2 separate regions of the Mus musculus genome follow, and region 2 is linked to region 1. A link is a loop called in an ENCODE intact Hi-C map of the cell type or tissue named here. Cell type or tissue: left cerebral cortex. All regions are shown on one strand. Each heading gives the region's core, and the rest is flanking DNA. Links, peaks and the distances in the headings are about the cores only. Region 1 has its middle 77 kb from the start of 4930528P14Rik. Region 2 holds the start of Meis2 (Meis homeobox 2).

Region 1 (15,640 bases), core at 6,142-11,141:
AGAGAGAGAGAGAGAGAGAGAGAGAGAGAGAGAGAGCTTTCTTTGTGACTGATCCTCAGAAGTCAAATAGAAAGAAATTTTACAACCTTCCATTCATTTTGCAGGTCTGGATGTCCTGCTTATACCCATGTGGGCAGAACTCTGTTTTAATTTTTAAAAGAATGAGCAAACATGATACATTAATTAAAGACTATCATTCCAAAAATTAAAAAATAAAAAACAACATTGCTTTAAAAAATAGCATTTTAGCTAAGTTAAATAAGGGAGTAACATGGCAAGAACCTTTACTCTTTGATACAGGACTGCAGAATGTTTATTGTTATTCACTATGACCATCACTTGGAAATTATTGAACATTTAAGGTTTCAGGTTGTTGGGTGAACATGGAAATCCCAACATATGAACTGAGTTCTTCTTGTGGGACATACTAATGATCAAGCATAAGAAAAATCATCATAAAATATTCCAGAATCACTCCGTATATGTCCGGCTTTGTTTGCATACAAGACAGCGGCATGTATACTATAAGCAAGGTGGAGTGTTTTGCTTTTCTTACTCTTGTGTTAATAAAAGTAAAATATGGAAATTCCTAATTTTTTAATGTTACATTGGTACAATATTGGCTACATTACGCAAATTCTCTCCCTCTTAGAGGAAAAAGGCAAGGCAAAAAAAATCCCTAACATACCCCTTTTCCTAGTTTATTTCTATTTCTGTGATAAATAACATGGCTAAAAGGAACTCTGGAAGAAAGGGTTTCTTTCATCTACAGCATACAGTCCATCGCTAAGAGAAGTCTAGATAAAACCTGCAAACAGAAACTTGGAAGTGGGAACTAAAGAAGTCATGGAATAGGCTGCTATCCACAGCTCACTTGGCCTGCTTTTTCATACATCCCTTGACCACCTGCCCAGGGTTAGCATTGCCTCCAGTGACAAGTGAGCTGAGCTCTCCCACATCAGTAGCTAATCAAGAAAATATTCCTACAGATGTCCTATGGGCAACCTGATGGTCACATTTTCTCATTGAGGGTCCCTCTTCCCACAAGAGTCTAGTTTGTGTTAAGACACAAGCTTGTGTGACACACTAGCCAACACACTAGTTGCCTTAGCTTCTTGTCTCTTTGCTGTGACAAAAGAGCCAACAAAACCAATATAAGTTAGGGGATTATTTCTTTCATTTAATATCAGTGGAAGCTGTCCTTAATGGGGGAGAAGCTATGCGAACAGGAAGAGGTGATGGCTGGTCACATTGCATCCGTAGTTAGGAAGAGAGCAAAGAGTGCTTTGACTGAGAGTTCTTTCTTCTTTCAATTCAGAGTAGGTCCCCAACTCTGTGGTATGCTTACAACTATTTCTCAGAGATTTATTTATTCTGGAATTTGTTTCCACAGCTATTCTAAATCCCATCGAGTTGATAATTAAAATAATCACACCAGTCTTGATAATTTCAGAATAAAAATCCAACAGCCACTTGAGAGAAGCAGTGACTTTATCCAAGAGATTCTCTAACAATACCTAGTATTTCAAACAACAAAATTCGATCTTCAACTAAAATTCCACGTGAAGAGAAGTCACAAAGTAATGTTCAAAATGTCAGTCATACTTAAACTCTACATCACCTCAATTTTTACCTCTTTCTCCAATTTTCCTTTGAGCATACATTATGTGGCTATTGTATAAATTTTGTTGAGGATGAGTTTTTGTAAATTAAGTGCTTATATGAATCTTGTTTACCTAATAATTCAAGAGTGACATGTATAGACATATCACATCCCAACACACACACACACACACACATACACACACACACACACACACACACATACACATTATTGGTTATTGGTACTGGCAGTAATGTGGAACTGTGACTAGGGAAGGGGGCAAGCAGTGCACCAGCTTCTACCCACTGCTATGTCAATGCACATAAATTCTAATTTGTAACACCCCTGCAGTTCCATTGTATGGCTCCATTAGTCTATGCATGAATTATTTACACATGATACATCATAATGGCATCGAAACCATTTATGATATCAATTCATACTATTACAGAACAGGTAATCTTCAGCTGTCCAACACAACCTGTGTTAATTAGATCTCCAAGAAACTTTGCTAGTCAATCATATCCACAAAGCCTGCTCCTGCCCCACCTCCTCCAATGAGCCTTCCTATCACTCTGCTCTGCATCTTTTGTTTTTTATTCTACCTATGCAATACATGACAGAATTTAGCAATTAGGACACAATTCGTTGTTTTGCTTTGCAGATTTAACTCTTGCATCCCTGGATAAATGGATTGGTTCTTGAAGAACAGAACATCAAGCTCATGTTTTCTCTATTGCAACTTCCATCCTTCTGAGCAATCCTACAAAAGCAGTATTTCCAGTACATTTTATCTGACTTACTCAACTGCCTCACAAACAAAGATGGCTTACACATTTTTAGACACTGGTTTTATTTGGCAAATTCATACCTTTTGAACAGTCACAGAAGTTTTAGATGATGGTTTTATTATGATTATGCAATTTAGTCATGCTTTGTTTTATTTTCTTCCAAATAATTAACAGCCAACAAACTTTCTTCTGTAATGAAACCTTGGTTGGTTTTAGGTTAGAGTGTGTGTAGACTCTATGGCATGATGGCTACCATGAACATAATAGTCAGCATGCTACTCCTTTTGCTCTCTATAATTCTTCAAGGCACATGACAGAAGAGTACTTACAGCAGAAAGACAGTAAATATATAAGGTGGTTTTTTTGTTAGATTATTGTCAGCTGGACATAGCCTAGAGTTGTCTGAGAAGAGGAAGCCCAACTGAAAAAAAAAACAAACAAAAAACAAGTCCCTCTTTTAATTACCTTTGGTAAGTCAATAGGAAATTTTCTTGATTGATAATTTATATGGGAGGTCAGCTTACTGGGGGCTGTACCAGCTCTGGGGTGGAGGTTGTACTGTATGAGAAAGTAGGCTGACCAAGCTATTATAAGAAAGGTATGACTTTGCTCTAGTTCCTGCCTCCAAATTCCTGCCCTGTTTGAATTCTCATCGACTTTCTCCAATGGTGGACTGTGACATGAAAGAATAAGCAAAGTAGGCCCCCAGTTGACTTTGGTCAGAATGTTTTACCACAGTAGCAAGCAAACTGAAACATAGAGGGGAGTCACGTAGCTCATTTCCTGTGTCTTCAGTATATGGTCAATCCTTTATAAGAAGACTCTTAATTACACACAGAAGCATGCAGGTGCCTTCAGTTCACAGCCCAAAGGATGGTCACTAAATGGGTATACCTGTGGCCAACAGCAAGATAGAGTGACAAGACATTATCCGTACTCCAAAAGCTTGTGCAACGTGTTAGTCACTATACCTCATATCTGACAATAATGACCCTACTGCCTTTTTATAGCACTGGTCACTTTAAGGCATTTTTAGAATATACAAAAGTTAAGATGTACTTACTGTAGTCTCTCTTTCACAAATGGCTTCTTTGACTCAAGTATTTGTGATTTTAGTACATGCTGTTGTGTGTAGCTATGGATTTTTCCATTTATGGTGCCATATGATTTCAATCTATGAATCTACCAAGACATATTTATACATTATCTAGATAGTTGGACTGACTGGAGTATTATTGAGAATGCCTTGACCCAGGCATGGTGAGAAATGCCTGCAATCCCAGCACTTAGGAAGCTGAGAACTATGAGTGTGAAACCATTTGGGACTTCATAGTGAGACTTGTTCCCCCCCACCCCCCCAAAAAAAAAAAACAATGTCTCTGGTGAACATATGTGTTGTTTCTAAGCATACATATGGGAGATTAACTTTGAGTTACTATGCTCATGTTTACCAGATAACAAAATTCCATGTGTTTCTGTCTTAAAAGAAATAGTCAAATAAATTTTCAATCTGATTTTGTCAATCTACAGAGCTACTAGTCATAGAATCTTATAATACCTCAGGCTATGGAGACTGCTCAGGAGATAAAGATGCTTAAGTCGGAGGAAACTGAGTTTGGAGTGATGATAAAATTCTGCCATTTTGCCAGTGACCCTCTAGTATTATGGGAGACAGAGACAGGAGGTTCTCCATGGGCTCATTGGTTGGCTATCCTGGAGTATGCAACAGGGAACAGCAGATACGTGTCGCAAACAAAATGAAAGATGAAAGACAACACCTAAGGTTGTCTTCTGGGCTGATGGTACAAGATCAAGTCAAAGAGAAAAGGCTTGCAGTCTAATGTCAAAGATGCTAGCAGTAGAAGAAGAGCGTGCTTTCTTGGGAGGAAAGGAAAAATAGATAAGCTTAGCCCCTTCTGCGTTTTCATTCCGACCATGGCTCCTACTGATGCTCAAGTACACACATGCATTCAGCATGAGGCTTCCTCACTCAGCTGGCTCACAGGTCAATGGTCTCTGGAAGCATCCTCATGGACACTCAACATAGGCTTTTTCAGTAGAAAGTTTGACTCTTTCCTCTTTCATTGAACACTATTTTCCATCTATTTCATAATGCGTCTCCACAAATTACTAAAAGCTTACTTACATACAATGTCATTTTTCAAAGATTTTCATCATTGCTTTAAGAGGTTAAACAGAAGGTTTATGTGTCAATATTTCTTTGTTAAACTTTTTTTTCACTACAAGGAAATACTTGAATGCATCTTGCAGCTTTATATTTAGCAACACTAAAAGTTTCCTGTTTTCTTTTCTACACATATAATTATTTTGCTCTCTATGCTTCAGAATGGATAGTTTATATTATACTGGCCCCCAGTTCACAAATCTTGCTTTCTAATGCTTTGAATAGGTAGCTGAATATATAGCTACTGATTCAATTTTGTAAACTTTTATTTCATATATAAGTTTTCCTTTTATTTTATAGAGTCCATATTTATAAATTCTCCCTCTTTTCATCTATAACTTTTCATCTTTTATCCATGTCTATAAAGTTATTATTAATATCCTTTGTAAATTTAAAATAGATATCCAATCAATGGATAATTCGTGGTTACGACTCTTATGGTCTTACAGTATACTGCTTCTCCTTACTTTGTCTTTCAATCAGGCAAAGTGGTTTTAGAATCTATTCCAGGTGTTCTGCGTGAGAATTTTAGAGAGGCGGTGCTCATCTTCAGTGATGCTGGTTGTCTCTGAACCGGGAGTGCAGGGACGTGGAGATGGTGTACTTTGGTTCACATCAACTTAGATGTCATAGCTCTCCAGGGGTTTCAAATGGAAAACTGATATATTGCAAGGGTACTTTCTGTGGAAGGACATGAACATTTGACTCTTGGCCATAAGATTGACAAAGTGTGCTCTGCTGTTCTGTCTGCAGCTGATCTGCTTACCTTCACATAGTCCAGATTTTAGTTAGTACATAGCAGAAAGGGGAAGTCGAGCATGAGACTATGAGACCTTGCTCCTTCATTGTCTTAGGTGACATTCAGTCTGGTACCTACTACCCGTGGCCTAGGGGGAGCCACTCAGTTGCCTTCCTGTGTATCCCAACTTTGAGGATATAACTGGAATTCTTAAACATTTTAAAATATTGTTCTACTTCCCTGTGTCTTCCCATCTTCACCTTCTTAGGGCCCCTCATCCATGGCTTGGCCACTCTCTGACACTGGTGAACATGATTTTTTTTTTAAATCAAATTACTTTCCTAATCATTCTTAGTGAGGACTTTAATATGACAGTAATCATGCTATTTTATAGAATATTCCAAAATATGTTTTTAAAATATAAAATTTTTTTGAAAATTTGTCAGATGATTCCTGCCTGGTATGAGTATAGAGTGTTCAGAACTTTTGGTTTGGAACCTAAATGAAGGCAGAAATGGTAGATGGTGCACTTGGAGAGTCGCTTAGGCTGTATTTCTGACAAATTGCCTAATTTGTCTGGGAAAGATTTATGATAAGAAAAAACTTTTTATCTGACTATACTAATTAAACAGGCCAGAAAAATAAATAAGATTATTTGAACCCATGGAGCACAAATAAACCTGTCACCAGGATCATTAGAATATAGCAATCTCAATATTCTGCTGTAACAATGTACTTCCACCTCTCTTCATGCATGATTGAAACATATCTTTACCTGAAACACACCTCAATACTCTTCCTATATCAAAAATCACTCATTATTTCTGATGTAATAAATAAATTAATTAACAAGTTTTTAAAACATAAATTCACTTTAATTTATATGTATGTGTGTAGGAGGTACTGTTTGAATTTATGTGCAATACATTCAGGTGCCCAGAAATTTCAGAAAAGGGCAGCAGATTCCTTAGAAGTAGAGTTATGGGGTCTTATGATCCGCCTCATTGGGTGCCCAAAACAGAATCTGGGTCCTTTGCAGGTAAGTACTCTTAGCTTCTGAGCCAGATCTCTAGCCCTGAAATTAGCAACTTTCATCTAGCATTCCGATTTCCTATCTTCCTAGTCTCTTCCCTCAATAGCTTGCATTACTTCTCTCTTCCAGAGAAGCCAGTCAGCTCTGCAGTGCTAATTTATCCTTAAGTTTGCTTTCCTCCTGTAAGCTTTCTGCACAAACGCACCAAGTCCATTCTCCATCGTGACTTTCCTAATAAATGACCTCTGTGTAGTTTGTTGTCCTAGCCTTTGTTTGCTCATCTAAAAATGGGTACACTCATGATTAATTTCAGAACTTTCCAGAGATCAAACATGAGATAACAAGTTTGAAACTCATTATAATGCCTGTTAAATAATATAACTTGGCTAAATAATTATTTCCTTTTTACCTTTTTTTCTCATAGCTGGGATAATTAGTTGCCCTTTCCTCTCACTGTGTCCTGTATTTCAAAATATATTTTTCCCCATCAATCTCCAGTAAATTATCCAAATCACTTTTATCTTAGGCAATAATCTACACAGAAACATTTTATTAGTAAATAAACTGACATTCCTTATAACACTCCAGTGTCATTACCTTCTGTACTAAAATCTTTTACAGCTCAACCCTACACCCACACATTGTCAATCCATAAAGCAAACATTGCAAACACATCAACCAACTGGAATCTGACTTAAGGAACCATATAGTGGTAGATATTTCTAAGTCTCCAAAGCAAGTGTGATCCCTGCAGGAACAGCACTGAGCGAGCACTGAGTTGACCGCTTGCCTCTCTAACACATCTACTCAGCTTACTTTGGGACCATCTCAAAAGATAATAAGAAAGATATGGCCTGCATAAATTTTAAGAACAATTCAAATATAAGTGATGCTTGGATGCTTGGATGGATGAAGGAACTGTGATCTTCTGATGAAAGAACCATAAATCTAAATAAGTAAAAAAAGCAAAACAAATAAATAAACAACTTCAGTTGTCCTCCTACTATATCAGGACATGAAGACTGGCACTCCTACTGTCTGTCCTCTATTGTACTCTATAAGCCATCAACTTGCATGCCTTCCTTGGGTGAATAGAAGAGATATGTGGACATTGCCTGCTCTTTCCCAGCCTCAATATCCTGCTGTCAAAAGAGGAAGTTAAGAGAGGTGAGGAGATGCAGGAAAGAACAAAGACACTCTTAGAAAGGTTGTTATTGAAAATGCCACCCATGATGCTCTGTCACTCCAGGGCAGAGAGGTGGCTGGCACTTCTGGGAGACACATTTGCTAGAAGTTGGTTTTGGCAACATTTAAAGACTAGACTTCTGCTACCTGCCTTGTCTCCTGGTGACTCTGTGCCAGGGTGTTTTGCTTTTTCTGGGTCTCAGTGTCTTCACCTGAATAGGCAAAGGATTGAACCAGCTCACCAGGAGACATTTCAGGAATGACACTTCTGGCCTCAAATTTTGGCACTTTATGTGAAGGATTAATAAGAAAAAAATTGCAAAAGAAATATTTTAAATTCTTCATAATTTTCATTAAAATTTTCTTATTTTGAAAGTTCAAGTGAGAATAGAATAAAGCTAAGGCTAGATATATAATAAACATGGGAGAGGCATAGGGAATAATATAAAGAAATAAGTCAGGAGGTTGAGTCTAGATATGTGTGCTCTTCCTCCAAGTGTGGTAGGACTTTTCTGACACAGAGACACAAAAGACACAGACATCCCGCCACTTGGAGAAGACTGGCTTTGACCCTGAAATATTAGGGTGTTACTGAGAGCCAGCCCTGAGTTTACAGAGCCTATGAAGCAACTCTAATCATGATCAAGAAGAAAATGGATGACTCTCCCTTCCTATAAGACTCAGAAAGAAATTGTGTTAGCTACTTTTCTCATCACTAAGATCAAGTATCTGATGGAAGCAATTTAAGGGATCATAGGCCTGTTTTGACTAATGGTTTGAAAGATATGGTCACTCATCGTCAAAAATACATGGCAATTGAGTCCACTGGCTCTATGATGAGATATCTCACACAGCTTGTTCATTCCAGTGGATCATAAAACAAAGAGAGATGGGGCTAGGATCCAGACTAGGTTATAACCTATAAGAGCCTTCTGCCAGAAGCCTACTTCCTTTAGCTAAGCCCTACCTCTTAAAGGTTCTACAGCCTGCCAAAACAGCACCAAACAGTGTGAGCCAACTGTTCAGATATAAGCCATTTGAGAGATGTTTCCCATTCAAGCCTAACACTGACTTTAGATACTGCTTGTCAGCTTGGTCACAGTGTGAATGTATTTTCCACGTGTAGGCATTTGGAAAAGGAAGGTGAGTCGTGATGTCTGGTTCTTTTATGATTTAGTGTGTCACTTGCTTAAAATCAATGAGCTCCCCGTCCGTTCAAAAGACTTGATTTTTGTCATCCGTATTTTCTTCAAAGCATCTTGGTGAGAGCTATGGGGAGAAGATTATTCAAAGGAACAGTGGATGGCAGTGTTGGTTTGCAGCTCTAAAGGAAAGCAATGAAAAGTGCAATTTCTTTTTAAAAGTAGCACAGATTTGACCTTCTGAAAGAGCCACATGGATGTGAGTCTAAACCTGTAAAGAGTCATGTCACTGGGTTCAAAACATGATAAGGAACTATGCGTGACGATTTGAGAATCCCATTTTTAAGACATGGAAGGAAAACGTGACCTAAAAAGATAGTGATCTCTTAAAACTCAGTTTTACATACTGTCTTTATGGTAGCTAAATGATAATTAGTTAGCACACAGAACTAACAAGTCAATAGATAGTGACCAAGGAATACAACTGGCATCTTAAAGCTCACGGTAGCCTTGTGTCTTTAAAGAGTATAGGGGGAGGAAGTTTCAAGATAAAAGAGAAAGAGACCTGACAAGAAGGCAATAGATACAGTACATGCAATTAAGTACTTGTGAATTTATCAATTAATAAATAGTAGCTCTCAAATGCTTGCTTCTTTCAAGAGAGAGATTATTGGGTTTTGTGTTTTCTTCCCCATATCCTCCAATTTTTATGCCTTCTACTTTACCACCATATACTCAATTAAATGTTGACCCATTCAGGTATGCATAGCTTCACTCAGTCAACAAAAATATTTAAGCATGTGTACAATATATGGAACCACATACAGAGTTCTCAATGAAGCAGGGAACAGACACACAGGAAACTAGGCAATGTGACTATAGCTAAGTAGCTTGTTCAGATGTCTCTGATTGATCAGTGAAAATACAGTACATTTTTTTCTCAATTACCCCTTTGCACTATGTCAAACTTCCCTGTTCTGTGAACATATATGAAAAAATTTATAGAGGGTCCATGGCTGTTCTCCAAGAGGACTTGGGTTCAATTCCTAGACTCCACATGGTTGTTCACAACTATCTTAACTCCAGTACCATAAGCTACAATGCCTTCTTTCAAACTGCTAGCACTGAGCTCACACAAATATTCATGCAAACAAAGCACTACTACATGTAAAATTATATTAATTTAAAATTTAAAAATATGTTTATTAGATATGTTTTAAATCTTTCAAGCATTTTTGTCATTAAAATACTTCTTTTTTTTTTCAATTATTTTGTAGTCAAAACATATTCTTTCTGCCACATTTAAAGATACTCAATTATTCATATCTGGCCAAGTATGTGGCTGAGGGGAATTGAAGATGGAATGGGCAGGTAGCATTTCTTATTCTTCTGTCTCACCTTTGATCTTATTTGGGAGATGGGAGGGTGTTTGAAGTATGCTCTGGGATGCAAATCCACCTGATACAGATCCTTCATCACACATTCAAGGCTTAATTCTAAGGCAGACTCAAGTGCTTACCTCTGCATTTCTGCCTGAATTAACACCTCTGTGTGTGAAGGCAAGGTTTACCTAAATAGCTTCCAGAGTTTGTAGTGCTTTCCACAGTAAAAACAGCATTCGACTTGTTTTTGAATCCTTTGTCCTAACCTCCTGGCCTCTGTAATACCCACTGACACATAAGGAATTGGAATCTTCTGTTGATGGCAAATACAAATGCATTCTGCTAATCTTTCTGGTTTTGTACTCTCATCTCTTTCTTTGCAACTGCATGCATCCTACTCTGATAAACCTGGAGCAAATGAGCAAGTCAGAAGCCTAGTCCAATGATCAGTTGAGAAAAGAGAAACCAATATGCCTTCCCAGAAGCATCCTTGATCTTTAGACCTCTTCTTACATGGTATTACTTTCAAGAGACCATGTCCTTAGACATGATGGCAGGATACAAGCTGCAGTTAAATGTATAAGCTGATGCTGTGGCAATGAAGACAGTGGTATGATATATAAGGAATGAGAAGGAAGCATAAACCAAGAACACTGATGATGTTCTACCAGCAAAGACTTTACAGGTGATGGTGTCATGACCTAGGAACAGAGTGAGAACACAAGAATTGATAGAGATTGGTAGAAATGAGAAACACTTCCGCTTGGGACATAAGGTCATGAGTATATAGGCAGAACTAGATGTATTAAATGCTACCTAAAATTGAAAAACAAATAAGGATGACAATATATGTTGGAAAGGATTCCAAACGTGAATTAAAATTATTGACTTTGACTAAAAGTGCAGAACAGTCGAGTGTACAAAATGTTCATTTCCCAAAGACAAGCTCAGGATGGTCACAAAAAAATGAAGCAGGAAGAGGATAAGGAAGTAAGAACCAACTCCAAAGCAAGGCATTGCAAACATGAGGGATCCAGACGTGGAAGGGGTTTTTAAAATGTATTTCCTATTTCACAGTCTAAAGAGATAGGAGTAAAAATGCAAAAAGGCAAAAAGAAAAAAGAAGCAACTCTTTACAAGATCTTATATTCAGGCTTTTAAAATGCACTCAAATGAGACAACAAACAGAGGAATACAGAATCAGAAGACAGTGAAACATCTCATAAAAATGGATGAAAATAACTACAAGCAAAGAAATGCTTGGGAAAGTACATGACTCACAAATCACTAGCAGTTAAAAAAAATTTAATAACCATGGTGTCTTCCAGATTGAATACAGTTTCTTCATGGAGTAGATGAGGAAGTAAACACCAGGCAGTGTGTAATTTTTAAATCAAAAAAATATGTCATGAATTTATTTTAAATTTTTAGTAGTCATAATAGCAATTTAAACATATTTAATGTTTCAAGCTAACATGCACAGCAAGGGGACTCATCATGACATCTTCATACTTGCGTGTCATGTTTTGTTCTCATTCCCCTCCCCCATCCACCTGGCTCCCTTTTTGTTGTACTGCTCTTATATTTCATGTGCTTCATTCATCCACTACCCACATTACCCACTTTCCTTAAGAAGGATTATTCCTCTCAAGATCCCATTTCTACTTTCATCTCCTACATACACACATACGTACACACACACAAACAAAATATTATACATACATATATATGCATATATGTATCTCTCTCTATATATGTATACATACATACATGCATGCATACATATATACATAATTTTAAGTCTAGGTTCTACCTAGAAAACTTGTGGTATTTGGCTTTTGCAGTCTCACTTGTTTTAATTAACATAGGGAAGAATACAGATGTACAAGCCCAGTCTTATCTATCAGCCATCACTACCACTTAATAACCAATGTACAATCCTATGGACAGCTACTTAGGAAACAAATAGCTTCTTAGAAAGCAAATAGACCTTGTAGGGAAGAATAGGTGTTATTACTTCCTTGTAGAAAAGATGCCAAACAATTTATTCCCAATGTAACTGCCCTGAATTTCCTACGACATTAATAATCTTGAGGCGTTGTCATATAAATACTAACTTCCGTATACAGAACATCTCATTTTGGGGCTGAGGATGTAGCTCAATGGATAAGATGCGTGTCCAACATCTGTGAAGCCTGGGTTCAATCTGCTGCACCCCAAAAGTTAAATGTGGTGATAATGGGACAGGGGCAGCAGAATCAGACTTCAATCTCATTCTCTGCTTCAAAGCAGAGGTCAGCCTGGGTTACTTAAGGCCAACAACAACAACAACAACAACAACAACAACAACAACAACAAAAACAGTCTCATACATAGAAGATTGCTTGTACATTATAACAAGTTCCTATTCTGTATTAGAACCATACTTTCATGGAAACTTGAGAGTTTCTGAGCACCTAAATAAACAGCAGATGAACTCATGGTTTATCTTGCCTGCATTTGTCTCATACGATAAAAGAAAAAGCTTTCCATAATTCTTGAGCAGGTCGTGCTATGGAAAGGAAGGTAGCAACCAGTGACTGGAACCTTAGAATCAGCACATCATTCTCCTAACAACCTACCATACTTAAGTAGCAAATAGAAGAGAAAATATTTGAAATTTCCACAAGTAGTTTTATCCCATGATTTCTTTAAAGTCTGCCTGATGTGTAATTGCAATGCAAAATAGCTGGCAGAGGCCATGTTATGTGATAAATATCTCATTCTAAAATGCTAGAAAACTAGAGAATTACTGACAGTTCAAAGTTGGTACATGCAAATGGCCAAAAGTATAACTTACAAAAGATAACGATTGCTAAAGAAGACAGAATTGATGCAGATGATTATATTCGATCATTTCACTTTCATCATGTTTTTTTAATTCCTTCAAATGGATTACTGCCATTGGAATATGAATTCTTGTGTCATTTGTAGCCTAGGTGTTGTACTGCAACCATTCCCCCAGCCCTCAAGGTCATGTGTACTCTAGATAAGTAACATTCATATTTTGACTTTTTTCTAAATGCTTTGCTTCCTTCTTTGTATTTTGGAATAGTACTGGGAAAATATTTCAACAGCAAACTTCAAGATATAATAAAGTCATAAAATCTGCATTTTACATTAATGCATATATAATGAAAAATTATTGTACTCAACTGGCCACCAATCACAGAAACAAATCTCACGAGGTGTTTAAGAGGCACAGTTTGCTTTAACATCTGTAATGTTCGTGATATTTTTACTTTTGTGAGTGTCATCAATGAGCTATTGCACCATTTGTCCAAATCAAAAGTGTCAGTGTGCTTGACTTCATTATGATGGGGAAACCCATAGTCTCAAGAGGAAAGTAAATGACAGACCAGATAGATGCCAAAGTCAAGGAGTGCCATAGCATACCTTAGATGTAAAGCAAACTATAAATTGTAGAAGAAGACACAGATGATAAGGACAAGAAAATGATTGATCTTTCAAGAGCTTTGATCCTTATGATAGTTAACCTTCCTTGTCAACTTAATCAGATTTAGAATCAACTAGGAAAATCACTTTGGGGCATGCCTTTTAGGGTGTTTCCTGAAAGGTTTACTGAGGATAGATGGGGTCCAGGATAAAGATCTACACTGATAAAAAAAAAGTTAAAAGAAGTAAACCAGTTACACTCACCTCTCTTTGCTACCTGATCATCCCAGTGCACAAACTGACTCCTCATGCCACACCTTTCCTTCCATGGTGAATTATATCCCTTGTACCATGAGCCAAAATAAACATCCCCTTCTATTTTGATATAAAAATGAGGAAGTAACTGGGATGATTCTTGTAGGTTTTTTCCTTCTATTTTCTACCAAGATTAAAATGTTTCATTGTTCGCACTGTTGGGAAAACATGAACCTATACTCATGCTTGCCAATTGGTGTCACAGGTATATATTTATATAGATCACTTCTATCAAATGTCTGTGAGTTACAAAATATCCTTCCTGTTACAACTAATTATTTTGGACTCTAGGAAGGCAATTGAAACCCCGGTGGACTAGGTGAACTGGCCACCTGTAACTAGGTCATCCGATGCCAATGCATCTGTTGAAATGTCATTTTCTATGAGTGTCTGAAAATGCATGCAGAAAATAAAGCTTTGGAATTGTTACACTGAGTAAAGAATGATCTTATAAACACTAGTTGATACAGTCAAACCTCTGATAGCTTGGTTATCTAGTCAAGCAGGATTTAATTTGTCAACCAAGAATAACTACAAAAGAAGTTGAGCAGAAACTGAATAATTGGTTGAAATTTGAGGAGAGAAATATTTGAAGTATATGTGATGAAGGATTTTGCAAGATACAGATTTGTTGGAATCCAGAAAACTTAACTTTCTGTTAAAATCTATGATCTATATAAACTACAGTACCAGCCTGTCTAGAAAGAAGCAGTCACTGCTACAATAGTGGTACAACTGTTATAGCAGTATTCAACAACTCTTAGATTGGATACAAGGCCCTCTACTTAGGAAGGAATACGTGCCCTCTCAGAAACCCACAATATGAAGAAATCATGAGCCCTAAAGTATAGCATGTTACTATTCTTTAGCTAAATTGACAGAATGCCAAACTGGAATCTAAATATTTATGTTTACGTCTATATGCAAGCACTATTATCATCCAAAATCAGAAAAGCTTCTCTTTGTAATGAACAGCAGTCAATGTAGAGACTCATGGATATTCAAGGTGCTTAAAATTAATAACACTCAATATTCAGCCTTAAACAGAACATTTTTATAACCCTACAAGTCTCACAATACATTGCTAAAGAGGAAACAGAAAGGATATAAAAGCAGGAAGATAAAGGACATAGAAATTCTATCTTCAAGGAATTATATAGTTACTAAAAACATGATCTCATGTAATATATATAGTTACCAGCATTGAATCTCCACAAAACTGAGTGTGGACCAGGATCCTGTGGACAGTCCAAAAGTAGGGCCACATGATGGTCCTGGTTAAAATCAGTGAGTTACAAAACAAAGCAAAAAAGCATGACTGTGGGCAGAGAGCCTGGGTGCAGAAGGTTGAAATGACAGCAAGGAGGGAAAATAAGGAAAAAAAGGTGTGAGTGTTACAGAATGCACTATATATGTGTATGAAATTGTCAAATGACAAATATAATCAATAAAAAAATTAAAGGAAAAGAAAGATGAACCCCTTTCTTCCCTTGTTGAATCTAGACTAGGAAAAGCTTCTTTTCTATGGGTCCACTTAAAATGTCATAGGATGACTTTATTACAATGCTTTGAACCAAAAATTTTAGGATATTTTGTCAGTGATTCTGAAAACAAATAAACATTTTTTCTCTCTAGAGCTAATGGAAATGCATTGCGTTTTATATTTCACACATAATGGAACAAAATAAATAATGATATTTGCAAGTGGCTAAGTTTTTGTTTGGAATGTTATTAGAATGCAGCATCACATCTATTGAACAAGAGTTAGCTATTTGACTCTGGTTAGGATGAATACTGTAACATTGTAGTAATATAGTATTCAGTTTTAAT
Region 2 (15,640 bases), core at 4,724-9,723, 800 kb after region 1:
TTATGAAGCTAACATGTCACTTGGACCACAAGGGCACACACTGTTGAGACACAGAGAAGCAAAGAAAATGCCAATAGCTACCACACCTTTTTGAATTCACTTAATACATACAAGGTACAAGGCTGCTCGGAGACCATTTCCTCCATTGCTTTGGAAACAGGTAAGGATCAGGACGGGTAGAGGGGCTTTGAGCAGCCCATTCATTTCATTACAGGACTGGGCATCCTATCTTTCTTTCACTATCTTGAACTTTTAGGCTGCTATCTTGTGTAGTACAAAGGTTAGTCTTTAAAATCAATGGCTGCTTCTTTTCAAAACTTTTAGTAGAGGAAAAAGAGAACTCACAGAAAAGCTATTATTCCTCAGGTAGCGCATTTCATTCCTCTTCAGACCCAGGAATTTGAGGGAGGGTAATGCAAACTGCCTTCAAACCTCAATGCCTGTTTAACTTCTATTGGGGTGTTAAATTAATATTTAAGCCATGAAATTACCCAGACACTGGCCTATGTCGTTTAGGTTGTGAGTTCAAATGAATGCATAGATACCCTGTCCCCCACTTCCCGGCTTGAGTTCCCCAAAATACAGTGCTATTCACACCCACTCTTTAACCTCAGCACCCTTGCCTTCCCCTTCATCCCTGCCAGCTGCAATCTTTCTTCTCTTTGCTTCTTCTACAGATTTCGAGTATCACTACATATGCTTCCCTCCACCCCATCAGATTCAGTAGATCAGTTCCAAAATAAGAATAAGAACAGAGAATAGAAATCTCCTTTCCTGGCTTGACATCCACGGGTATCTTCCACACTCTCCATCCTCAGCCACCAACTGTTAAAGTGTTAAAGCTCAAACACTAACCTACGGTAACTCAGCCTTCATTCCCTTCAGCTCTTGTAATACAGTGTAAAAAATTGGTTCATCAAGGTTGCTGTCTTTTATTATAGAGATGCTTCAGGCACTTGGCAATAAGACCATATTCTGACAATAAGTTTCTATGAGCAAAAAGTCCTGAGACTTGTAATGTGTTCATTCACTCCTTTTATTGTCAATGCAAGACAAAATTGCCAGGAATTCTCAGGGTTGTCTTCTCTAGGAAAGAAATAGGCACCCCCTTTTCTCAGTTGCTTCTCTCTCTCTCTCTCTCTCTCTCTCTCTCTCTCTCTCTCTCCATTCCTTCCTTTCCAGATAACTGTCTTGTCTCTTGCTACCTCTTGCTATGCCTTGATTACACACAGAAAGAACCCAGAAAAGACTGAGACCGTCATGCCAAAAGAGAATTTACTAACTCCCAAGCCACCAGGTTCAGGCAACTTCACACATGAAGAGCACAAATTATTCTATCAACTCCCTGGTTCTTAGACTCTCACCATAAATAAGAACAGGGTCCAAGAAAGGGGAAATCAAAAGAAAGGCCATGACACTTATAGTGAGAAAGGGAGAGATAACTCCAAAAGCAACTAAACGATTTAAAAAAAAATGCTTTGCCCAGTGGCCTTCAGAGAACTCCACGGGCTCTGCAGACTTACGTGGTCGGCGAGATTTGTGGAGGAGCCTGAAAGTTCTTCATGATCTGACTTGGAGCTTCCATCTCTCTCATCAATCACGAGGTCAATGGGCATTTTTCCCTTCAAACAGCTAATGTACCGGTGGCAGAAGTTATCACATAGTTCGTGGACCTAGGAGGAGGGTCATGGCGAGGGCTCAGCTCAGGTTGTCTTTATAGGTTTCATTTTTTAAAGGGGAAGAATATCAGGTTGCAAGGTTACATTTGTAGAGAGCAACAATGTGATGTCTTCCAAAATAACTCTAATTAAGGGGTGTAAGAGTTGAAGGCAAGGAAACAATAGGGCAATTGTGGCAATAGATATTATCCTCCAGAGACTCCCCAGAGCAACAAGTTACAAGAAAGAAAGAAACTGAACTGGAAGTAACTGAGTTCAGACTGGGGAAGCAGAGATGAAAGTGTGATTTGGTAACTCAGAAGCATTTAAACACTAGAATTAGGGACATTTGTGATTCTGTTGTGTATGTTTCCTGGGGAAATGATTGATCTATGTATCAAGGCAAAGACACCCCAGAGAGGACTCTTCTCTCTGCTTGCACCTAGCAAGAGCACTGGGTCCACGATAAGCTAAGCTAATAGAGACACAAGTAGACATTGTGTCCAGCAACACAAATGGCTCTTGCTGTACTTCAAATAATCCTGAGCGCCTGGGGGTGGGGGCTTTAAAAGTCAGAGCTGCCCTGATTCCCATATCCTCTGAGCCCCTGGGTTAAGAAGTCTATAAAGGAGGGAAATAAAAACGTGATCAACATCTCCAGATGTGTAATCCCTCAGTCTGGAGGCTTGTAGCATCTCCAATCATCTGGTTGAGAGAATCAAAATTCGGACTGTTGTTTCCTGCTTACCTTTTCTAACTCCAGAAGATGAAACCTTAGTACTTGAATTGCTTGTATCATCTGAAAGGGAAATTTAATAGGATAGAGTTAGGGTTCTAACACATGCAAGTTGTGTGTGTGTGTGTGTGTGTGTGTGTGTGTGTGTGAAGGTCAGTGTGCTGAGGAAATTGGGCAAAGAAAGAAGAAACCAGCAGGTGGCCGGGCAAAATTCACACACCAAGAAATAAGAAAACCAAATTATTACTGATCATCTCTGCCTCATTGGCTACAGTAGTGGGAATTAGTATACAGGCAGCCTTAGTATGAATTCCCCCACCCCACCCCCACCCCACCCAGTCCTCACAGTGTGGTGTTGGTACAGCTTGCATTCTCCCACCAGGTCTTACTCCACCCCATTCCTCTTTTACAGTCTCCTCCTACCCTCCACCTCAGGTCAAATTGGAGGAGGAGGAGGAGGGGGGAGGAGGAGGGGAAGGAGGAGGAAGGAGAGATAATAGAAGAAAAATAAGAGAGAAGAGAAGAGAAGAGAAGAGAAGAGAAGAGAAGAGAAGAGAAGAGAAGAGAAGAGAAGAGAAGAGAAGAGAAGAGAAGAGAGCTATTTCTTTGGACAGAAAAGCCTTTTTAGAACTGCAGACTCAGAGCAAACCTCCTCTCAGAAGAAGGAAATACTCCAGATGAATGGAGAGGCTGGGCCTTTGAAAGGGGATTTAAGTACTTTTAATATTGAAATCCTGCAAATTAGCAAAAGAATTGCACCTAAAAGTGGCCTGCGCAGGATAGCCCCTCACCCCCAACCCAGTCCTAGCCCGCCTTTCGCTGCCACTGCCGGAGCAGTTACTTCCTTCAGGGCAGCGGCCTGGGGCTCCAATGCCTCCCCCGGCCTGTAGAGGAAATCACTCCCTTCTTGCCGCTTACTCTCGAGGCCAAGACCTGGGAAGCATCCCTACTCGGCTCTGCGCCGCGGCGCCTGCGGCTGCCTCGGTGGGCTTCTTAGCCCCTAAGGCCCATACCGCCCCTGGCTCGCCTTCCACGTAGGGGCTCTAAATAAGTCTCTTCCCCTGTGTTTTCCTAGGAGGGCTCTGCCGAAACTCCATGGAGCTCCAGGAGCAAGTGGGTGACTCTGAGTTTGGGACGGGGCCCCGAGGCTGGAGACAAGCAAGAAACATTGAGCCTTACCAAATTATCCAGCTCTGGGTTTGAGGAAAAAAGAGGCTTTTCGGCGCGAACCTATAGGAAGCAGGGAAAGTCAGAATGAATCTTCAGCCCATTTAAAAACAGAAAAACCCTATCGGCCACTACTCTGGGTTGTGGGACCCGGTTCTCTGGAAGGGCAGGGGCAGAAGAGAGGACAGGGGCTTTGGTAAAATTCAAGAAACAGATTGGTGTCTTAAGTGAGTTGGGTCGCTGGAGAAACAGCAGGGCCTTCAGGTCCTGATCTGGTGGGGAGAGCCATACTCTACTTCAGTTGTAGCAGGGTAGGCAAGGCGGCTCGTAGATCCTCAGTACCCGCTTCTGCAGCCGGGTCAGAGGCTGGGTCCCCCCATCTCCAGCACCTCGGTGCCTGTGCAGACCTCACTGCCAGGCGCCTTGTTTCCTTTGCTCCCGGGCACTCCCAGGTCCCTCCCAGCCCCTCTCCCCAATTCTTGTTCAAGTAGCTGCAGGCGGGGAAAAGGCCAAGCCCCAGATTAGGAGCAGGTCAACTTTAATTCGAGGGTCGAGCCCCTGTATTCCTGGCTGGGGGGAAAAACAAACACCCATATTTATCTCCCTTTCCAATTCGCCTCCAGGCTGAGGGGTGGGGAGGAGGCGCAGAGTGCCGAGTGGGCCAGAGAAACAGATCGGGTGTCTTGCCTTTTCCTCCTCTTTCAAGTCAAACTCGGAGGAAGGGGGTGGGGGAGTGGAGGGCTTCTGTGGGGTGGGGGGTGAGCGGGTCAAGAAGGTTGGACCTGCTTGGCGAAGACCGCGATGTCCTCGTTGAAGGAGTCAGAGGAACAGACGTCTCCGCCGGCCACTCCGGGTTCCCGGGGAGTGCAGGTCGCCAGCTCGCACTTCTCAAAAACCAGAGCTAACAGAGGAAACAACGGGTGCCTAACGGGCAGCGCCACGCAGAGACACACGCACGGAGATGGGGTGCAGAGGGGAAGGAGCAAGAACTGTAATCAACAAGTTTGGAGGGTTTGCATTCCTTCTTTAATACAACAGGCACGCAACACACTACACCCTCAATCAGCCGAGCCTGGGCCACAAACAGAAAGGAAACAGCCTGGCCTTTTCCCTGGGTTCACAGGTCTTTTCAGATCAGTTCGGAGAAGCCCCCGGCCACTTTAGCCCGCCAAGTAAACATATACTCAGTTGGGAAGTAATGAAATACGCAAGAAGGCCAGGCAATTTAGAGCTCGGAGTAGATCCAGACCCCACTCCAGAGACGCCTGCCACACAAACCAGGGCAGGGAGCGCTATTTGGTGCCCTCCCGCCCCCCACTCCCATTCTGAATTGATCTAACGGGCGGTTCAGACCCGGCGGAGGGCTTCACCAACATCCACACGAGAGAGACTTTTCACGATTTTAAGAAGGTCTCATCTCTCCACCCTTTGCTTTATAAACTTGTTTGTTCTGCTTCCAGTAAAGCTCCGGTAGTAGGGCCAAAATAATAAGAATGTTAAACAAGAAAGAGCTTCCATCGAAAGACCACATTTCTCTCAGCGTTGCAGCTCACAAGAATAAATAAACCGCGTTTCAAAACTTAGAAGTGTGAGTGCCGGGCGCGTACGCCCTTTGTGTTCCTCCGGGCGGCTTAGCTACACCTCGGGATGCTTGAGGCCTCAGGCTTTAGGCTCAGTTGCTGTTTACCCACTGTCCCCTCCCCTCGGCATCCCGCCGCCTTCCCCACCTACCCTCAGCCGGAAGAGCCGGGCTAGTACTCGCTTGGACCGTGCTTGCCCACCCCTCCCTAATCTCTCCGAATATAAAATAATTTCCAGCCATTTCCCTGACTCCCAAGAACGGCTGTGTGTGTAAGCGGCAGTCTCTTCCACCCCGCTGCACTTCAAGGTCTGCCCCCTTTATTTACAGAGAATTAAGAAGTGAGTGATTAGGACTTCCTGGCCGACAGAAGCTGCCCTGATTCCAGCTCAAGCTGCGTTTAGTGACTCCCAGGCCCTCAGTAGGAAGCAGAAAGGGGAGGGGAGGGAGAAAAAGAAAGAAAGAAAGAAAGAAAGGAAAGAAGAAAGAGTGAGAGAAAAGAAGAAAGAAAGGGCAACTGGAAGTTTTTTCTCGGCTGCAGAAAACTTTCCTCTTAATCAAGGCCTGTGTTAGGCAGCCCGAGACAACCAGCCCTGTGCCTTTTGGCCAGGATTCGTGTCCTTGGGGAGAAGGCCCGGCCGGCAAGATTTAAAGACTCAGTTCTTACATTGGACCGTGGGGTCTGGAGAGGCCGAACCAAGGGAGCAGAGAAGGTTCTATTTTTCTGGTCTTTGACTCAAGATCAGGCTCTCTCCCTTGTCTTTCTCTACTGCAAGCAGTCTGTCTCCTCATGCAGAATTAAGTCCCCACTTAGCCTCCCTGGTCCACCCTAACACCACCACAATCACCACCACCTCCACCACCACCATCACCACCAGAGACAAGCACACGCACTCACACACACTCACACACAGTAAGCTGGGTCCGGGGGTCGGTTTACCCATAGATTGCGTCCTTGTCTCTTTTCAAGGCGTCGTTGACAGCAGATCCCATGCTGGCTGGCATGACATTGGGGTGCGGGGCGTGCGCGCCGTAGTGCTGCGTGGCGTGGAGCGGCGGCCCGTGGTTTAGGTGGTGAACCGGGGGGATCGGCCGCGGCGCGTGAGGGTCTCCGTACATGGAAGCGGGAACCCCTACTCCGTCCATCCCGCCGTAATGGGGCAGCTCATCGTACTGTCAGAGCCCGGGCAAGAGGAGGGGGCGGTGGCACAGAGTAAGAGAGAACCCAGGGGGGCAGAGGCAGGAAAGCAAAGGAACCCGGAGCAAAGAAAAGAGGGTACAGAGGAGTGGGGATGGAATAGAGATAGGGGGTGTAAAGACGGATGAGAGAGAGAGAGAGAGAGAGAGAGAGAGAGAGAGAGAGAGAGAGAATAAAAACAAAGTCAGAAAAAAAGAAAAGTACCGGACACAAGTTAAACACACTACAAACCAAACCAGGAGAAAAAACAGATTTGAAAGTTGGGAGAGGATGTCGTAAATTTTAAAATTAAAGTCTGAGCCGAGAGCAGCATTCAGGGAAGGCAGATCAGGCGGAGAGGCCGGGGACGCCGGGTGGGGGGTGGGGGGGCACAGGGAGGCCCCGCTCCCGCTGGAGGCTGCAGAACCCCAGCGAGCCAACCCAGGGAGAAGTGGAGTTAGCAAGAGAAGGAAGCCCCGGATCCCACCCCTTACCCCCCTTCGCCTCCTCCAGGAGATCCAATAAATCAAAGGGCGAAATGAAACAAAATAAAGAGAAGAAAAACGCTAATAATCAGGCCGAGAACGGCAAGGACAAGGGAAGACTAGGGTCGGTGCCTCCCCGGGGGCTAGGAGCTGAGGGTGGGGAGGAATAACGTGAAAGTTACCAGAAACATTATTTAGCAGCGGATTCCCTGCGTCCTTGTCAATTTCAGAGACAAAACAAGCAGCCGGGGCTAGTCTAGGCAGCGCGGCCCCACGCCGGCGGCTCCTACGCAGCCCGCGCCCGCCCGGAGCCGCGCGAGTAGCGGCGAAAGAGGCGCAGCGGCGGCGGCAGGAGAACCCGGGGAATCACGCTGCCGGGGTAAAAGCTGGAGCGAGGCGAAAGCGTGTAACAATTGCACACAAGTACACACACACACACACACACACACACACACACACACACACACCACTCACACGCTCTCGCCGCCCGCAGAGAACCCGGGGAATCACGCTGCCGGGGTAAAAGCTGGAGCGAGGCGAAAGCGTGTAACAATTGCACACAAGTACACACACACACACACACACACACACACACACACACACACACACACACACACACACACCACTCACACGCTCTCGCCGCCCGCCCGCTCGCTCAGCGCTGGGACACGCGCGGCCAGACACGCACACACGCACGCACACACACTCTCACACACGCAGAGGCACAGGGGGGAAAGAAGCCGGTGAATAATTTTGTTACTATTTTTTAAAATACTGGCCGCCATCATCATCAAGCAACCAGCAGCAGCCAGCTCAAAGGGAGAGAAGGCATGGGGCAGGGCCCTGTAGGAGAGGATTTATATCTAGGTAAGTGTTGGAGATTTAAACCTACCCTTTGCGCCATCAGTCTGCGCTCCAATAAACTCCTGGATGTGTCGTATATTTAATATCCCAGTCCGGATAAGAAAGTGAGCTAGGTTGAAGAGTCCTTTTTTTCCAAACCAAGGAGACTTCTCCCAATTTTCCAATGTTATTTTTTGGGGGGTGGGGAAAGCCCAGTCAAGAAAACGAAGAATTTTTTTCAGTGATATTTCTTCTTTTTCTCTTTTTTCCTCTTCTTCCTCCTCCTCCTGATCTTCCTCCTCCTCCCCCTCCTCCCCCTCCCCTCCTCCTCCTCTTCGGTCCTCCTTTACTCCTCTTTCTCTTCTTTTCCTCTTAGTTGAAAAAAAAAAAGAAAAGAAAGAAAAGAAAAAGAAAAAAAATTGTCAAGCCCCCGAACTGAAGGTTACGAGCGGCCAGTCAGCAGCCCACATGTAACCGAACTGTCGAGTTTCATGGCTTTTTGCCACTCCAGCTGTCAATCAAAGCCCGGAATGTCAAGGTAGTGAATGAATGATGGTTGATGATGATGAAGAGGAGCAATCTTTCAGACCCGTTTTTTTTTTCTTCCAGTAAAACTCCGCGAGGGGTTTCTGCTTCTTGAATTCTTCCTCCCCCCTCCCCCCTCTTTTAGCTTTGCCCCCAAAATAGCTCTAATATGATCCTCTCTTTTTAAAGTATTGTTCAAAGAAAGCAAGGAGAAAACCAAGAAAAAAATGAATAGTTTGCAAAAATTGGACTTCCTCCCCCCCTCTCTGGTAGGTATTTTGTCTTTCCCTCTCTCTCTTTCTCGCTCGCTCTCACTCGCGCTCGCTCTCTCGCGCTCTCTTTCTCTCTCTGGGAGATGAGTGAGTGTCAGTAGGTGTTGGCAGGTTGGCTGCAGCCGGGCTTATAGTAGAGCCTCAGTTTGGCGGCGCGGGTCGGCGGCGGGAGAACGAAATGACGGAACCCGGAAGTCGTGGTGGCCATAGCCCGTCCTACGGCGGAGACACATCCCGAGAGTGGGGAGCTGGAGCGAGGAGGAGCGCGCAGCGCGGAGCCTCTGATATGCAGCGAGTGCGGTCGGACGGCCCCGGGGGGGGGGGGGGGGGCTGGGGAAGGGGAGGCTGGAGCGGAGAGGACCGGAGCAAATCAGCAAGCCTGCTTCTCCAGGGGGACGACGCGGGAGGGAGAGGAAGAGGGGAGGGAGGGGGGATGAGGGAGGGGGAAAGGGGGAAGGGAGGGAAGGAGGGAGAGCGACAGGAGAGGGAGAGAGAGGGAGAGAGAGAGAGAGAGAGAGAGAGAGAGAGAGAGAGAGAGAGAGAGAGAGAGAGAGAGAACACGCGTGATTGGAGGGGGAAGGAAGAGAGGTGGAAGAGGACAGGGAGAGCGCAGACAGGAAAACTGCAGAAAGCCACAGGGAAAGTACGGTACAGACTCAGATCTTTTTATTTTCAACTTACTTCTCGTTTATTTCCCCACCACTCCTCTTGGCTCCTGCCTAACTGGGTCGCGTTGGGGATGTTTGGCATGGCGCTCTAGCTTTTGTTCGTTTTAATTCCGCGGCCCCCTTCCTCTGCCGGCGGATTACTAGGTCCCGAACTCTGCCACTACAACCTAGAGCAGCAAGCTCCGCCAACTGCACCACCGCCAGGCTAGGATTTTTGTTGTTGTTGTTGTTGTTGTTGTTGTTAAGTGGTACTTTCTTTCTCGTGCAGATGCAGAGCCCTTTTTGTCAATATTCATTTTTGTCTAGTACAAGATATGAGCAGCTGAACTCGGAGCATAGTCCCTCGGTGCGCTGCAGACAGTGTAGACCACCATTGAGAGTCTAGGGGTCCTGGGCTCAATCTGGAGGGAGAAAGCAGGATGAGAGTTAGTAGGGCGGGAGTTAGTGGGGTAGGAGTTAGAGGAGAGGGAGTTGTTTGGTGTTTGTTGTTTACCGATGTAGACAAGTGTGTGTGTGTGTGTGTGTGTGTGTGTGTGTACGCGCGCGTGCGTGCGTGCGCGTGACCGCTGTGCGCCTCTAAAGTGAATCTTGGATCTAGGAAGCACCGGAGGAGAAAGATTAAAAAGCATGTGAGACAGAAGATGCTTGCGAGGAGTGGCTGGCTCTGGCTGCCCAGCTTTGTTGTGGTTGCCCTGGGCGCAGCGGTTGTAAAGAGGGCTAAAGGCTGAGTTAATTACACCGGGAGGATTTCGCTGGATGGGGACCATGGGACTGGCTCCTAAAGTTTTCCCAAAAGGAAAAGGAAGCGAGTAGGGTTAAAAAGGTAAATACCCGACTAGGTTTTGGTAGAAACTAGTTCTGGCCGGGGTCCCGCCCAATCCCTGGCCGGAGTTCCAGCTGGCTTTACCTCTGCTCTGCTGTTTCCCCGCGGCTGCGCGTCAATCACCGAGAGACGAGAGCTGGGGGCGGAGCTTTGGTCACCCGGCGCGCGTAGCCGGGTTCACCCTGCCGCCACCAGGCAGCTGGCAGCGCGACCCAGCCACGCACTGGGAGCGCGCCCTCTCCCCAACTTCTCACCCTCGCCCTGGGTTCCGGGCCCCAGGCCCAGAGAATAGCAAACAGAGTAAGGGTTTGCTGTTCAACTGCGGCCTCCCTCCCCAACTCTGAACCATCCCGTGACAGAAAGCAGCGCCTCCTGCAAGGGTGCCTTTGACTGGACTTTCTCATGGGGGCGGGGGTGGATGGGAGTGGTTAGGTATAGTAGAGTGGTGTGTGTGTGTGTGTGTGTGTGTGTGTGTGTGTGTGTGTGTGTGTGTGAGAGAGAGAGAGAGAGAGAGAGGACTTACAGAGAGAGGGAGAGGGAGACGGAGAGGGAGAGGGAGGGAGGGAGGGAGGGAGAGAGAGAGAGAGAGAGAGAGAGAGAGAGAGAGAGAGAGAGAGAGAGAGGTTTTTCTCCCATTTAGCATCTTCCTGGTTTCCTAGCAAGCTTCTGAACATCCCAAGCTAGCTAAAACTACTGCATGCCGAGACTCCATGCGGAGTCTGAGGAAATTTGGCCTCGTTCTCCTAGGGCTGGTGAATGAGCTCCGGAGGTCAATAAAGCCCTCCAAAAATGATGAATGATTGAGCACCTGTGATGATGATAGTGATTACCAGAGCAATTAAACAGTTTGATTAAATGAGCCATCATAACAATGATGTCTGCGGGAAATCGGCCCTCACATATAAAGACAGTGTGGAGGGGCTGGCAGAGGCCCGGAGAGCGCGCCGGGAGAGGGGTTGCAGCCCGTGCGAGTTTGGCTCCAGTGGCCAAAGCAGGGAAGGCGGCCTCGGGGACCTTCTGGGAGCAGAGTCCAGCCAAGGGTTTCCCTCTCTTTCCGCTTCAAGCCCAAGACAGCAGAGCAGTTTGGAACCCGAAGGACTATATGGTCCTTTCCCCCTCCCCCACCACTTTTTTCCCCCCTAGAAGAACTTCAAGATTACAAATATCCGTCTCATTTGATGCTGAATTACTCGTGGACAGATAAGAAAAGGTAAGTAAAAAGAAAAGGAAAAGTTGGCCTCCAGAATTTTTTTTTTTGGGAGGGGGTGAAGTTAAATCTCAGTTTATCCTCCTAGGGTAAAAGAGAGGGAAAGAGAGAGAGGGAGGTGAGACACACACAGAGACAGACACAGAAAGGAGAGACACAGAATATGAGAGAATATTTGGCCTGGCTGAAGACCGTTTTCTGCTTCACAGAGTTGTGAATGATACTGGATCCAAGTTGTCGGCCCAGCACTGTTGGCAGAGTTTACATTCAGTTTTGATTCCTCTAATTGTTCTTAATTTCAACATTGGCTATTTAGTATCGCCAGTAAGATTTTTGCTCTTTTTAAATCCTGGTTAAATAAACGCCAGTTAGGAAGTTTCTTTTTCAAAGGAACACGGGTTTCCGAGATAAACGCTTCTTTTGTAAAGAACAACTTCGTGAGAAACCTCTGCATCTTCCTGTAAGCATGCTTAGCTCTTTTTTTCCACAGCGGTTCGCAGCCCCCACCCCCACCCCAACCCCAGCTTGTTGATATTGTAAAGCGATTTAATTTCCCGGTAACCTTTATTTAGTAAAACTTCTTTAGCATTAAGAAAAAACAGCATTAATAAAGTTTCTCCCTGAGTTAAAAACAAAAATCCAAGTTGATTATTTCTATTTTCTAAAGCAATCGTTAAGGAAATAATGGCTTGATGAAGGGTGGTAATTTGGGGTTTTACAAAGAAAAATGCTAACCCCGATTTATACTGTGGGCAGTGCAGACGGAGCTTAAACTTGAACCTCTTCCTCTCCTTCACCACGTAACTTCTTATGAATTTTGGCAAATGCCTTAAAGCAAACAAGAGGACAATCTGGTCAGATGTAGGGGGCAGAAAGGAAGGACATTTTAAGAAAAGCGAGAATTTTTAGGGAGACTTTTAGAGTTAAGAAGTGTGAGGTGGTTGAAAATAGCATGCTGGTGAAGGCCTTTTGGCTTTGAAATTCACTTTATCTAAAAGGAGCGGCTGCTTTCACTGAAGAGATGGGTTACACAGATGCACGCTATTGGTAAAACTCTTAGTTTAAATGTTAGTTTTAAAATCTACCACTGCCATGCATTGCACAGGGGATCAAGTTGGAGTATCTTTCCTGATCCCTGTGATACCACAAGTTGTGATCATCCAACAGCTTATGGGTGTTTTTATTAATACAACAGCATAGGTTGCATATAGTGAGGGACTTGCCTCTGTTCCTCATCTCGATTTCCATGTCTGGTAGAAGCCATTGCACAACAGCGAGGTGTCCACACTTTCTCTTTTCTTTCTGTATATGGGCACCTTGTTTTCAGAGCTTCACACTCCACACCCTTTGTGGATTCATTTACTCTCCCACATTTGAGGTGAAGGGAAATAGGTGGGGCAGCCCCAGAGACAGACAAGAGATGGGGGTCACAGGCGCCATGCACACCTCAGTCAACAGTCAGCCCCTTCTGCCCAGGCTGGAAATGGTTTTAACAGGCGGTAAAATTTCATCTTGCGGTGTCAAATTGGGGTCATTTTGGGGTTAGAGTTCTCAGTGTCCGTGAGGAGCTGTCCAGCTGTGTGGGGACTCATTAACTGCAAAAGATCTGTTTCAGTAAAAACAATTCAAAGACAATTGGAAGGCTAAAGACTCTCTACAAATCGCGTTTTACAAGTGCCCCAGAACAAATATGGTTGGTAAAACCTATTTCTTCACAATCTTAAATCAGCTACTTAGCTCTGGAGTGGGGGGTGGGAACATTGAATTAAAAAGGAGGTGAAAAGGGGGGTACTGAAGGGGGTGAATGAGAAAGAGAATTGGGCCTCTCAAATTTAAGAGTCTGTTTTTAATCACCCCCTTTCTTATTGAAGCATCTCCTAGACTTCTGAAAAGCACTCCTTTCTATTTCTCCCTTTCTTCTTTTGATCCCTTGTGGAATGTTACTATAGGTAACATTAAGGATTTAAGGGAATAATATAAGCCCCCTAGTTCTGTAGTCCAACGGCATTGGCTTTTGGGAGGGGAGTTAATTTGAAGTAGCATTTATAAACTCCAACTTTATTTTAGCTGTGCTTGTTCAGCCTCCTTGAGGTGGTAATTGCGGCTGTTCTTTTTATATCCCCCCTCCCCAATGTCCAGATCCTCTGCACAGATAACTCCACATTCCTCAGAACTGTGAGGTCCTGAAGTGTTAATCTGTGTATTAAAATCACCAGATTTAAATCCCTTTTGTCTTCTTTTCAACAGTTAGAACAATTGATGCTTTATTACCAGAGCCAGTAAATCCAGCCTTAATCTTGTTTGTAACTTTAGTTAATGTTTTGATTTGGAATATTTCGTATCAAGGAGAGTTTTATTGAAGAAAGAAGGTGAGATTATGTTTGAATTGGGGAGGTTCTGCTCAGCCTAATGGAAGATAACTTACTCCTTTGAGTTAAGAGGGGTTTCATTGGGTCAAAGGAAAGCTCATTGCTAAAACGGGAGGCTAGCCATAGGAAATGCCAGGGTTTTTGACAAACAAGGTTGATACTTAAAAGTAAAATATCAATAGGAACGAAGGACCTTTATTTCCTTGAATTAGTGAATCTAGCCGGGGTGGGACCTCAAAAACACACGATCCATTTGCTTTTTCTCTTGCCATGTCCACTTCTGCTCTCAGGTTTTCTCTTTCCATCTGCACTACTTTCCTTTGGGTTCTAAAGGAGGGTGAGTTTTAAAAGTCCTTTCCCCCTTTCTCCAGGATTCCTGGGCTGTCTGTAAATTGTTCTCCAAGGGTGCTGTGGTCCTGCAGAAACAGCCCTGAGTCTTATGTTATTGGGACAAAGGCTCAGGGCTTAGGTTGTCTTCTGCCCTGGTCCTGCTGGCTGACAGTTGGAATTTTTGATATATATTTTATTTGGCATTTCTATTAACGTGTTTGTCCCACACTCCAGCCCTTGGAGCCATTTATTACTTTTAAAACGTCTCTTCTCCGTAAACCTCCGCTCATCCTTGTGAACTGTTTTTGACCTTCTCCGCAGTATAACTGAAAAGTTACAGTAAAAAGAATTCTGCTCACTTGCTTACCTCTTACCTTGGTTCGTGCTCTTTCTAGATGGTGTCTACCCTGGGAAAGGGCCCCTGTCCTCACACCACTACTACCACCACCTTACTGGTTTATTTTTGCTTTTGCTTTGTGTTTACTTTTATTTATTGGTTTTTTTCCTTTTTCACACCTTCGTGCTCTATCATAGACTTTTTTTCACCCTGGAAATACGATCAAATGAACCGACAGGTTAAAAAAAAAAAAAAGATGGAGTGGAATTGTTGCATTTTGCTTTTGCCCTGTTTGATTTCTTCCCATTTTAGCTGTTTCCCTATGGCGCGGAAAGAACGGGTTTCAATAAATAGCCCTCTAGCGCTATCTGGCGGGGCTCCAAACACTCTGTGCACCGTGGCGCTGTCAGTTTCTCCTTCCCACGCCCTTCCTCACTTCCTTTTCCTTTTCCTCTTGCTCTATCTCTTGTCATTTTTGCGCTCTGTATCCCATTTCCAGTTCCTTCTTTTCCCCTCCGCCCCTTTCTAGTCTTTACTACAGATTCCAATGCAGACAGGGACACCCCCCGCCCCCCGGACTGGACGGTTGTAACTAGAAGGCAGTCGGCCACCCAGATCATAAAGACTTTCCAGTCCTGATCCAGAGTGACTCACACTCATCTTCTCCCTTTGTTGAGCACCTTAGCTGTGTTAAAAGTGTTGACGAGCCCAACACTCCGCGGGTGGTGTTTTGAAGGGGCTTAACAATTGGGAAGTTTTCTGGAAACAAGACTTTTTTCTCTCCCGGATTCCGGCTAGTACAGCTTATATAAGTTTGAGATCTGAAAGCCAGGAAGCCCCGTGTGGGAGAAAGGAGGCTTCGAAGGGATTGGACAGCACAGCAGGGGACAGAGTTGTTGTTGTTGTTGTTTAGGGGAATAAGATACTCGGTGCTCTCGTCCCCGGGGAAATCTAGGTTTCCAAGGGACTGTCTCAGTCTGCAGTCTACATCCAAGGCGCCTGTCCATTTGTTCTTCCTCAGTTAGCCAGATTTATTCCCAGAACTCCCACCAATCACACACACACACACACACACACACACACACACACACACACGCGCGCACACTTTAGAGACAAGTGTCAAAGTGGGACTAGGAAAGCCCCCTAGAAAAACCACATGGTGAACCAACACACACCGTTCGAGTAAGCCAGTGGGGCTAAACGGGAGTTACACGCATCTTCCTGTACTTAAAACCGCTCAGTGGTGCGAGCCGAGGTTAAGGAAGACCGAGACCCAGACAGTAAGCCCTGCTAGGTGGCTCATCGATAGGCTGCTGTATCCATTCATACTCTCTATTTTTCTCTTCCTCTCCCGTCTCTCCCTCCCTCTTTCCCTCTTCCTACTTCCTTCCAGCCCTGTTTCTCTCCCCCCTTTTCTCTCTCCCACCCTCTCTCCATCCCTCCCTCCCTTTCCTCTTTCTGTTT

The links. Peaks named below come from ENCODE experiments on the same cell type or tissue, not always from the same donor. Only the 100,000 strongest peaks of a DNase experiment are listed, where the experiment ranks them.
Region 2: it touches region 1 in a loop (6-fold over the local background); 2 of 42 quality-filtered maps call a loop at or near these places.

Annotation. Positions count from the first base shown.
Region 1 is chr2:115,259,607-115,275,246 of GRCm38, forward strand. No RefSeq gene overlaps it. Among named protein-coding and RNA genes, the nearest start is that of 4930528P14Rik, 77 kb to the right of the region's middle. In left cerebral cortex, for the core only: a CTCF peak has its summit at 8,841; a DNase peak (open chromatin) is centred at 8,809.
Region 2 is chr2:116,057,108-116,072,747 of GRCm38, forward strand. It overlaps Meis2 (Meis homeobox 2), which reads right to left and starts at 7,951. Exons shown (of 12, transcript NM_001159568.1): 1 at 7,695-7,951; 2 at 6,081-6,313; 3 at 4,344-4,485; 4 at 3,574-3,624; 5 at 2,407-2,457; 6 at 1,524-1,673. The coding sequence starts at 7,706. G630016G05Rik (RIKEN cDNA G630016G05 gene) reads left to right here and starts at 10,118. Exons shown (of 5, transcript NR_153841.1): 1 at 10,118-10,233; 2 at 11,077-11,143. In left cerebral cortex, for the core only: no CTCF peak of the experiment used is centred there; DNase peaks (open chromatin) are centred at 4,774, 5,235, 5,423, 5,841 and 7 more places; H3K4me3 peaks cover 4,718 bases; H3K27ac peaks cover 4,351 bases.